Regions from separate parts of the Homo sapiens genome. Here region 2 is linked to region 1. Evidence: read pairs that join two places in POLR2A ChIA-PET (ENCODE). Cell type or tissue: PC-9. All regions are shown on one strand. Each heading gives the region's core, and the rest is flanking DNA. Links, peaks and the distances in the headings are about the cores only.

The links. Peaks named below come from ENCODE experiments on the same cell type or tissue, not always from the same donor. Only the 100,000 strongest peaks of a DNase experiment are listed, where the experiment ranks them.
Region 2: POLR2A ChIA-PET joins it to region 1 with 6 read pairs; 6 of 35 experiments call an interaction of 5 or more read pairs at or near these places.

Annotation. Positions count from the first base shown.
Region 1 is chr22:35,781,637-35,787,019 of GRCh38, forward strand. RBFOX2 (RNA binding fox-1 homolog 2) reads right to left here. Exons shown (of 14, transcript NM_001349999.2): 4 at 1-110. Among named protein-coding and RNA genes, the nearest start is that of APOL5, 66 kb to the left of the region's middle. In PC-9, for the core only: no CTCF peak of the experiment used is centred there; a DNase peak (open chromatin) is centred at 2,665; H3K27ac peaks cover 3,908 bases.
Region 2 is chr22:35,908,772-35,914,154 of GRCh38, forward strand. All of the region lies in intron 2 of RBFOX2 (RNA binding fox-1 homolog 2), which reads right to left. Among named protein-coding and RNA genes, the nearest start is that of RBFOX2, 120 kb to the right of the region's middle. In PC-9, for the core only: no CTCF peak of the experiment used is centred there; no DNase peak of the experiment used is centred there; H3K27ac peaks cover 1,635 bases.

The sequences.
Region 1 (5,383 bases), core at 271-5,270:
AAAGGAATATTAGAGACATGCAGCCGTTTCGGGGTAGATTTACTCTCTGAATTTTCACTACTTTGTGTCTGTGACTGCTGGCCGTCTGTCTGTGCTCCACCTTCTGTCTGCTAAGCAAAGAAATAAAGAATGAAAAATATACACAATTACTTTAAAATAATTAAAGTTATCCCCCCACAGCAATCATCCCCAAACAGGGTATGTTTAAGCAAAAATCACAGTAGTCCCTTCAAAGACAAAAGCAACAACAACAGCAGCAACAACAAAACACAAAGATGCTATTAATGTTCTAAATGCTACCGTCTACAAACAAAATGTTGGTGTTTTGAGTATTTATAGTATGCTAACAAAATGGGAGCTAACGAACACGGAAGTACTAAGTGACTTGCCCAAGATCACATGGAGATACATTAGGATCTGAAGATACAAAAATAGTTCCTTCATTCTTAGACTCTTAGAACTTTCTATTTTTAAGATATTTCTATTTTGAAAATAGAGTCTGTTGTACTTAGTTATGGAGGTCACTTCATTTTTTGGTCTATGATCTCAGGCTCTCTCAAGGAAATGAAATAAGGAAATATTTTTATATTTCATTCCCTCTATTAGCTCTAGAGTTACTACTACTATGTTGCCAAAGTATTATAATGATATTATTTATGAAGAGGAAAGACCTAGCAACAACTGAAGAAGCTTCTTTTTTTTGGAGACAGAGTCTCGCTCTGTCGCCCAGGCTCGAGTGCAGTGGTGCAATCTCGGGTCACTGCAAGCTCCACTTCCCGGGTTCACGCCATTCTCCTGCCTCAGCCTCCCGAGTAGCTGGGACGATAGGTGCCTGCCACCACGCCCGTCTAATTTTTTGTATTTTTGGTAGAGACGGGGTTTCACCCTGTTAGCTAGGATGGTCTTGATCTCCTGACCTTGTGATCCGCCCGCCTTGGCCTTCCAAAGTGTTGGGATTACAGGCGTGAGCCACCGTGCCTGGCCAAGAAGCTTCTTACTCTGAAACAAATCTGTACTCTCCTCCCTAACTTATGCAATTCCAGCTAACTTTAGTACAGGGGAACCCAACCTTCTGCAGCCCAGAGCAAACTGCATTGAGAGAATCTAACTGTTGGAAAAGGCTTTAGAGACCCTGACTCATCTGCTAATTAGCATAAAAATGCAAGATTTGCACATACCCACAGTTAAAGAGTATAAATGAGTGTGGGTATGCATTTATTTATTTATTTATTTTTTAATTTTTTACTTTTTGCACTCATTTTAATGGGTTGTGCATGGTAACCCAATACGCTCACACATGCACACAAGAATCACATGCAGAAATCAAAGTTTCAAGACAGGACAGCTACTGTATGTGCCTGCACTCTGTTATTTTCTAGTTTGTTTTCCTTTTTCTTAACTACCATAACCCGGTAAATTGAATTTACAACCCACTAAGAGGTCACAGCCTGAGGACCGGAAAACAGTGAACTAAACAACCTCTTTGAGCACTCTGGTGCTTCCAGAAAACCACGTTTTTGCTGCAGCATCCTCAGCACCATTCCACAAGGAGGGAGGCAACTCATCCCATGTTCCCATGTTACACAGGAGGAGACAGAACAGGGAGCTCTCCGTGGGCCACCCCATTAAGCCAGTCGGAGCACCTGGACTCAGATCTCCCAAACTTCATCTGATTTCCACTCAATCACGCTGCCTTTCCACGTGGCTTTTAAAATCATTGCTAAGCCTTGTTTCCATGATGCCACACTCAAGTTTTAAGTGAAAATATATTACAAAATAAAAACTTTTTTTTGAAACTATACTGCTGCAGAAAAAGCACACGCCAAGAGTCTGCATTTTGGGTGTGGTGGGTGGGAAAAACCTACAACATGAGGTCTACAGGGTAGCTGCTTTTCAAAAGCGAGTTTGGGGGGGCACAGCGTGGAGGGGGTGACCACTAGAATGGTCATTGAACAGTCATTTGCTGTTCTCCAATCAGGAAACTCCAGCAGCTGCAGAGAACATCCGGAATCAGAAGTGAACACCTGAATAATGACCTTCCGGGCCATAAAGATGGTCTTCTGATGAGAAAGCCAGGGCCCCCAGACACCACGTGTCCTGCATGGAATCACTGATTGGCCAATAGCAGGGCCCACAAGGAAGCCTGGAACTTTCAAGGACGGCCCCACACTACTCTAAAAATGTTTCCACCACCAATACCCGCTTGAATGGGCCCATGCCTGTAAGGAAGGCACTATCAACTCACACCAATTCCAAAGGAAGAAATCCAGGCTCAGGGGCTTCCCAGTGAAGACAGGCACACCCCCCTGAAAACCACACCCTAGACTACAATGCATGGTCCTCTGCTGGACAGACCCCGTGGCCCGTCCTCAGGATGCCAGAACAGGCTGCTCAGTGACATGCGCTGAAGCGGGCAGGGACGGGCACTGGGAGATCCTGCCTGTGCAGAAAAAGTCCTCCCAGGAAGCAAACCACATTTCCAATCTGGTGAATCACGCTCAGTAAAATAAAATCCAGGCCAATCAGCTATGCCTTCAACTCAAAAGAATCTGAAGAGTACATAAGTTAGTTACACATTGTCACCAAAGCAGTTAGGGAGAGCTTCTGATATGCTGAAAACCAAGGGAAAGGGGATGGAGATGAACAAAAATGATCTCATTAGGCCAGAGGCAGGCGAAGTCACACCACTTCTGGAAAAGTGTAACAATAAGGCAAGAACTCAGGTTCCCACGGAGAGGCACATGGGCTGAGGGTGACTGGGTGCCTGCAGGCAAATTCCTTAACCTCCCTGCCCTCCTGGCACCTCATGCCCGACATAGCCTCTGGTATTGGGAGTGGTGCGGTATCAGACAGCTGCTCTCCTTCAGGCCAGCCTTTGCTGTCCACGCAGGGAGGCAGGCAGGCAGTCAGGCAGTCATTCAGGTAGAAGACTTTCTAAGGCTTCCACTGCCCAAGGGCTGCATGGGCATCCTTCAATGAAGACAGATGCTTGGTGGTCACTATCCCCATTCTTCTTCAATCTCATCCTCCTTGTGGTTTTAGAAGCCGCGGACCAAGTCCTGCAGGTTCTTGTCGAACATGCAGTCGATGATGCCCTTCACCATCTTGAGGGCCATGGTGGTGGCCCATGGGCTTTTGCCCCGGGAGGCCCGCAGCTGGTTGCCGTGAGAGGGCCCGGGGGCCGCGACCACCGCCGGCAGATTGCTGCGTTGCCGGCCGCTGCGGTGGGGCAGGCTCCTAGGCCAGGGCGGTGGCAGGGTTTGAGGACCGTGACAGAGGTGGCGACCCACTCCACAGAGGGCGCGATCCCACTCCAGGCCTCTTGCAAAGGGTGGACATGCATTTATTTATTTTTATTTTATTATTATTTTTTTCAATTGAGACAGTGTCTCACTCTGTCCCCCAGGCTGAAGTATAATAGCGAGATCAAAACTCACTGCAGCCTCAACCTCCTGGGTTCAAGTGATCCTCCCACCTCAGCCTCCCGAATGGCTGGCACTACAGGTACGCACCATCACACCCGGCTGAATATGCATTTTTAATCATGAATCTCTTTTGCAACATCCCAGCATGCATTTATCTAATTATTTTTTTCACTAAATCCTCAAAAAAGTTATGTTGAGAAAATTTTTGATAAGTATCTAACAGGTGTGACACATTCTAGGCATGCAATTTTGAAGTATTCATCTGGCAATCGAAGAGCCTTGTGTTTTTACTATTCCCTATGAAGTGCATGCCAAACCCGATGGCTTGCTGAGCTGATTAAACCAACATACTTTTAAAACAGGAGTGGAACTTGCTGTTCTTATTCTCTCAAATGAGATAGAAGTGAGTCCCCAACAGATTCTTCTAGGTGACAGGATGCATCCCCTCCCTTTGACTTTCAGGCTAAAAGAAGCTGTGAATCAGAGATACTTCTGGCTCAGAGATGTTGGCAACCATCTTGAAATGAAGTTTGAAACTTTAAAATATAAAGGATAATCAGGAATAAACTCCAAATGAATAACAGCTTTTCAAGTGTCAATTTAAGTGATGGCAGCTTTTTATCTCATTCCATTCAGGCCTTGCAGATGGCTTAAATGTGCAATGATTCATGTGATATAAAAATAGCAGAAAAGGGAAGAGCTATGAAGCAATGTTCTGTGAAAGTGTACGGTTTTCAATTATCAGTCTTGGCACAATGCAGACTAAGTAACACAAATCCCATTTAAAGATGAAACTCACTAAGTTACTAAAACAGCATCAAGCAAACCAACACGCAGTCAAAGCAACAAGCATCAATTACAACTAATGCTCATTCAAGCACCTTCAAACTTGCCTCTTAACATCTCACAGTTGGATCACATGAAACTTTATCTTCAATCAAACTTTAAAACCACCAGATCTGGTCTGCAAGATGACAATGTATCACTCTGAGGAAAGTTAAAAAGACTGATTCCACAAACTCCAAATTACACTTTTACATATAACTTTATATGTAGCCCATGTAATCTGTCACAGTGTATGTGAAGTGGCAGGATAAATGAAAACTAATGATTACTTCAAAGTATGTTGCCCAAGGTGCTTATCTGTAGCTCTTCATAGTTCTTTGCTTCTCTGAAGACACAATTTAAGATCAGAAGCAAGACTGGTTAATTTTGCAGCTTGTAGTGAACACCCGTCCCCCTTGTTTTTAAGTATGAAATCTTTAATTCTAAGTCGATCTGCCATGTAGAAAAAAGTGACCTATCATTTCCTAAATTCTCAAGACTTCTGATCTAATGCAATTTTTAAATTGAAGTTTAACATACATAGATAAAAATACATAAATTATAAGCATAGAGCTGAATATTCACAATGAAACGTACACCCATGTAACCACCAAATTAGATCAAGAAACAAGATACCAGAAGCACCCTGGGGGGCCCCCACCAGTCACGGTTCCCCTGGCAAAGGGTCACGAGGATCCTGACTTCTAACTCTAGGCCTCCCAAAGTGCTGGGATTACAGGCGTGAGCCACAGCGCCTGGCCTGGAGTGCATGTTCTTAGCCATTATATTGTACTTTACATATATTATTTTCTTTAACCCTCACAATAACTCTGTGAAACAGGTACTACCATTATCTCCAACTGACAGAGGAAGATGCTAAGTGCAGAGATGTTCAGTTAGTTGTCCAAGGTCACACAGTAAGCAGCAGACTAGGAATTCAAAACTAGGCAGCCCAATTTCATATGTGAAATCACTTCCTTTCTAGCACTGTACCCATCCTCTCTTCTTCTCATTAGAAACGAGAACCCATACGAACCCCACCCCTCTCTTACCTTCTTAGGACTCTCATCTCATGCAGCAAGAGTCTCCGGGAGTGGAGACAGGCATGGGTAAGAGACACGGAAGGCTACACT
Region 2 (5,383 bases), core at 73-5,072, 130 kb after region 1:
GGCAGAAACTTAGGTTTGGGGCTCAAGGAATTCAGTGAACTTGCCAAGCCTCTTTCATCCAATTTCTCATCTATTTTTTTTTTTTTTTTGAGATGGAGTCTCGCTCTGTCACCCAGGCTGGAGTGCAGTGGCATGATCTCAGCTCACTGCAACCTCCACCTCCCAGGTTCACACCATTCTCCTGCCTCAGCCTCCCAAGTAGCTGGGACTACAGGCGCCCGCCACCACGCCTGGCTAATTTTTTGTATTTTTAGTATAGACAGGGTTTCACTGTGTTAGTCAGGATGGTCTCGATCTCCTGACCTCGTGATCTGCCCACCTCGGCCTCCCGAAGTGCTGGAATTACAGGAGTGAGCCACTGCGCCCAGCACATCTCGCTATCTTTCAGAAAATCATTGTTATCAGGTTTGGTGCAGTGGCTCATGCTTCTTGTTGCAGCTGCTCAAGAGGCCAAGGTGAGAGGATCGCTTGGGGCCAGGAATTTGAGACCAGCCTAAGCCACATAGCAAAACCCAGTCTCTTAAACATATATATATGAAAAAATATACATTACATCAGGAATTTCAGTTTCCTTCTTTAAAGTATGGGTGGAAAGAAGGGAGTTGAGAGGTTGTAAGGGGAGAAAAAGAACAACAGCAGTAAAAGGCTTAAAGTAATTAGGAAGTCAGATACACCTGAAATATGTAACCCTGTTTTAGCATTTTACAAGTTGTCAAAAGGTAATACAACAATTTTAAAAGTAACGCTAGCAATATTTTTCTTCATTCAAAAGAAAAATACTAAATACAAATATAGTTTCTACTTAGTATGCAACAATCTATCATGAAAAGTGCAATGTCTCCGAGCAATGTCTTCGAGAAATAAGGGTAACATGTGAGTCCCCCTGTTGGAGCGAAGTGGCACAATCTCGGCTCACTGCAACCTCCGCTTCCCGGATTCAAGCGATTCTCCTGCCTCAGCCTCCTGGGTAGCTGGGATTACAGGCACAAGCCACCATGCCCGGTTAATGTTTTTGTATTTTTAGTAGAGACAGGTTTCGCCATGTTGGCCAGGTTGGTCTCCAACTCCTGACCTTAGGTGATCCACCCACCTCGGCCTCCCAAAGTGCTGGGATTATAGGCGTGAGCCACTGTGCCGGGCCTTACTTTCTTTTTTAGGCAGAAAAAGAAGATAATTTTTAACCTGTACCCAAAGGCATAGACAATACAAATGTAATCTATTTTGATGATTGACAATCATAAATATTTACTTAATTTCAACAAAGTCATGATTTTTTGCTCTTTAAACAAAATATAACTGAATCTCTTTAACTTTTATACTTAAAATGATTTAACTTCTCCAAAATGTTTAAAGTTTGAAAAAAAGCCAATGAAGTCACTTCCTGAAGCCATTAATTCATCTTTTTAACACTACTTCTGGTGACTTTAATCCACACACACATTGTACGTGAGTCATACTGATGCTGTGTTATTCAATTCATTATATTTTGAAAAGTACTCTATGGTCAAATTAACTTTGAGAAACACGGTTTAAGCAATTTTATTGTTTGCCCAATTTGAATTTTCGCAGGCTTCTAACAGGATACTTAAATTAATAGATGCTTTTTTACAAATTTCACATATACTCATAGGAAGAAAACAAGCTATCCAGGGGTGTCAGAGATAGGTAGCTGACAGGCAGACAGATGCCAAGAATTTGCTCCACAATTTAAAGGGCTACAATCAGGATAACAGAAGTGTGAGAAACAGACTCAGACAGCTTAAGGGTTTTTGTTGCCCAGAAGGAATACCAATGGAAGGGATACCATTGTCCATTTCTATACCTTTCTGTTCTGAATAGCCATATCCAAGCAGCTTTACTGTGTGAGATTCCTGGAGAATTAGAAGTACTCCCACTTCCCTAGATGATTCATTTGTAATGCCAACTTATGTGTCTGAATGCATGCAAAGGAGGTTGAGGGTCTTCTGAACTAGCGGAAAAAAACTGAAATAACATTATTTTCTGAGAAGGTAATCTATTTTAATCCATACAAATCCATTTGGGCTTTACCATTCTATCCCATATATAAGCAATGGCTGCAGCATCAAAATGTTCCTTAAAATTAGTACATGCCAAACTCTATAAACTTATTTTCAGGCTATGACTTTACTTTTAATAACATAAATGAGTTCAGTGGGACTTATTTTAATTATTTCTGAAACGGTTTATTTTTAGTAAATATAATAGTCCCCCACATGGAAAGCTATAACCATGACAAAAATTTTCTAGGAGGAGATAAAACCCTATTTATAGACCTATCAGTTGCTCCTTGCTTAGGTTGTAACATAGTTTCCACTTTAAGCCTGATATGACCTCCCGGGACTTCTCTGGTCTCTAATAATGTCCCTTTCATCCTGAAGTTTCCCACATTTATCTTTATCTCCCCCAGGTACTTAAGTTAAGCTACTATGGGTTGGGGGAAGGGAGAAGGAAAGAATCTTCTTTGTAAAAGCCATCTCCTACAGAAGAGTTTTAGGTAATTTTCAGGAACTTAAAAAATGAAAGATAGTTCTTCACTTGGTGGGCTTTTTTGGGAGAGAACCTCATAAATATTCAACAATCATCAGGAATACTGCTACACAGTAATCAATGCATATGGGAAATGGAAATGGCAACAAGGCCTACTGGTGTCTTAATCGACCTCTGATTTATCTTAAAGTTTTGCATCTTTTAAAAATCCAACAAGAGTAAAGGTATTTTAATATACAGGATACCACATTCTCTAATCAGAGGAAAGCTAATCAAGGGAGCCAAAATATAAATAAATGTAAGAAATTTTTCCTAAAAATTGTGATCTCAGGGATTAAGTTGTTATTATTGGTGTTGTTTACATTAGCTGCTGGTATCGTTACACTCCTCACTTAAAATGCTAATTGGTGGAATCTCCCCTTCCCAATCTCTGCCTATGACTCCATCAACAATTTTAGAAGGTATAAGTACCTTATTCTAATCCAATGAGCCATTTTCAATTTCCTTTCACTAGCAGTGGCATGACCCATATCCCATCTCACCCCAGCCCTTCCCCACTCCATACTCTGGATAAAATTTTTAATGAACCCTGTTTTTACTGCTCCAGCAAATCCTAACCCCTTTCATCTCTAAACCTCAACAACATTTGCTGGTCTTGGTTCACTCATTTTTTTTTAATCTTAAATACATACTTCTTTTTTGTTAATTCCATGTTTGTAGGTCTTGTATCCTGAATGAGACTGCAAATTGTACTCAACGTAAAGGCCTAGTGGGCAATGACACATCTTATCTCAGCATCATCAGTTGGTCATGCCAACTGACTGGCATATAACAGGCACATAATAAACATTATGGAACTATTTGTTGAGGTGATCTGGATGGCAGAAACAGCATACTACGTATACTTCTCTTATATGAATCTCTCAGAGCACACCACTGGGAAAGCCCAACATAAAGTGTGGCAGAGCTAAATCACAAGCAACTCCTCAAGAGAGGAAGGGAGAAGAACATGAGCATTCATTAATACCAACCCATCTTTCATTAGATTCCCATCAACATTCTCAGGAGCTCAAACAGATGGTGTGAACACAGGATGTACCAAGTGATGGAGCAAGCAATAACATTTCCTCACCGCAAGAAAATTCTTCCACCTTTTCCATCTACCTATATATTACTTAACCTTTAAGGCCTACCTCTTCCTGTCCACCCAATTCACAGTGAAATCCCCTAAGCTCTCCAGTACCTGAGGATGAGTAGCTATTTAGCATTTTCACTTAAAACAAGGGATGGATCCAAACTTTAACAAAAATAATTCAAAATAAACACCAGTAAAAGTCACCTGATTGTAAAAGTTGGCAAACACCAGGAAATACTTCTTTTAATTTTTTTTCAGTTGTTAAACTTATCATATAAAATGTATTTCCCTTTTTAAAAGAAGATATATGGGTTTTCCGGGGTGATCTGAGCTGAGGCATGAGCATGAATGATCAAATAAAACTCTCAAGATCATATCCCAGAGGCAGCATGGCATTGAAGAAAGAACTGAGGTTTGAAAGTGAAACAGACCTACAATCAAATTGCCAAATCACCATTCATTAGCAGTGACCTTGAGCAAGTACTTTAACCCCTCTTAACCTGTTTTGTAATCAACAAATGCAGAATTAAGATGAAAATTAGAAATAATGTACATAAAACACCTAGGCCAGTGCCTTTCTTAATAAATTTCAATTGTTAATGGTTTTGTCTATTGTCATTTTTCTTAGCCCACAACAAATGACAGAAAATGATTTATTGGCAAATCTGACATTTTAGGGCTTCTACTGTAATTTTTTTTTAATTGGAAGTAACCAAAATATTAATAAGAACTCACCTTTAAAAAGCTATTTTCTCTGTGAATTTAAAAGTAAACCGTGGCCAGTTGCAGTGGCTGGTGCCTATAATCCCAGCACTTTGAGAGGCAGAGGAGGAAAGGAAGATTGCTTGAGCCCACGAGTTCAAGATCAGCCTGGGCAACATAGTGAGACTCTGTCTCTATTTTTAAAAAGTAAAAAAAGTAAGATCTGCAGGAAGAGAAACAGAAAGTGTTCTCTTGGGTAAGGTGTATCTATTAAATCAGATGGCTAGGATAATTTACAAGCAAAAAAATAAAGCTCTTTAAGGGAGCGCCTAACAGGATATATATATCCTGTTATTTCTATTGTGTGTGTGTGTGTGTGTGTGTGTGTGTATACATATATAATTATATCATTATAATATGTGTGTATATGTATGTGTGTGTGTGTATATATATATATAGATGGATAGAGATATACCGATATATATATGGTTTACTCCTACCTGGAATTTCTATGATATCTATAAATCTATATAGGTTTATAGATATAGATATCATAGAAATTCCAGGTGGGGATAAACCCAATATTGTAGTATCTATGTCATAGAAAGGCTATGGGTAAAGATAATTTTTTAACCTAATCAAAATTCTGCTCCTCCCTCAAACCAGGGATATTTACCTGATAATCACAAGCCAAAGGGAAAGAGAAAAGAAAATATCTGCCTGTCTAAGAAAAGGGGAATGAGGAAGGGGTGGGCAGAGCTGGCTATAAAGGACGGGAATTTCTTTATGGAGGAAGGAGAAAATTGAATGCTGTACCATCTTCTTTTGCTGCTTTCAGGTGATGGAGGAATCCCTAAGTCATTTACTTGCTCTAGTAGCGGGGCTGTGAAAGAGGAGACAGTAATGTTTGGTCCTCCTACAGGGCAGGATTAAAAGCTGTGAAGGAGTTAAAGAATATCAGAGTGAAAATGCTGGCAGGACTTCTAGGGCCTTTTTAGCCAGCCTAGTGGAATGGAAGAGTCTGGGCATTAGAGCCAG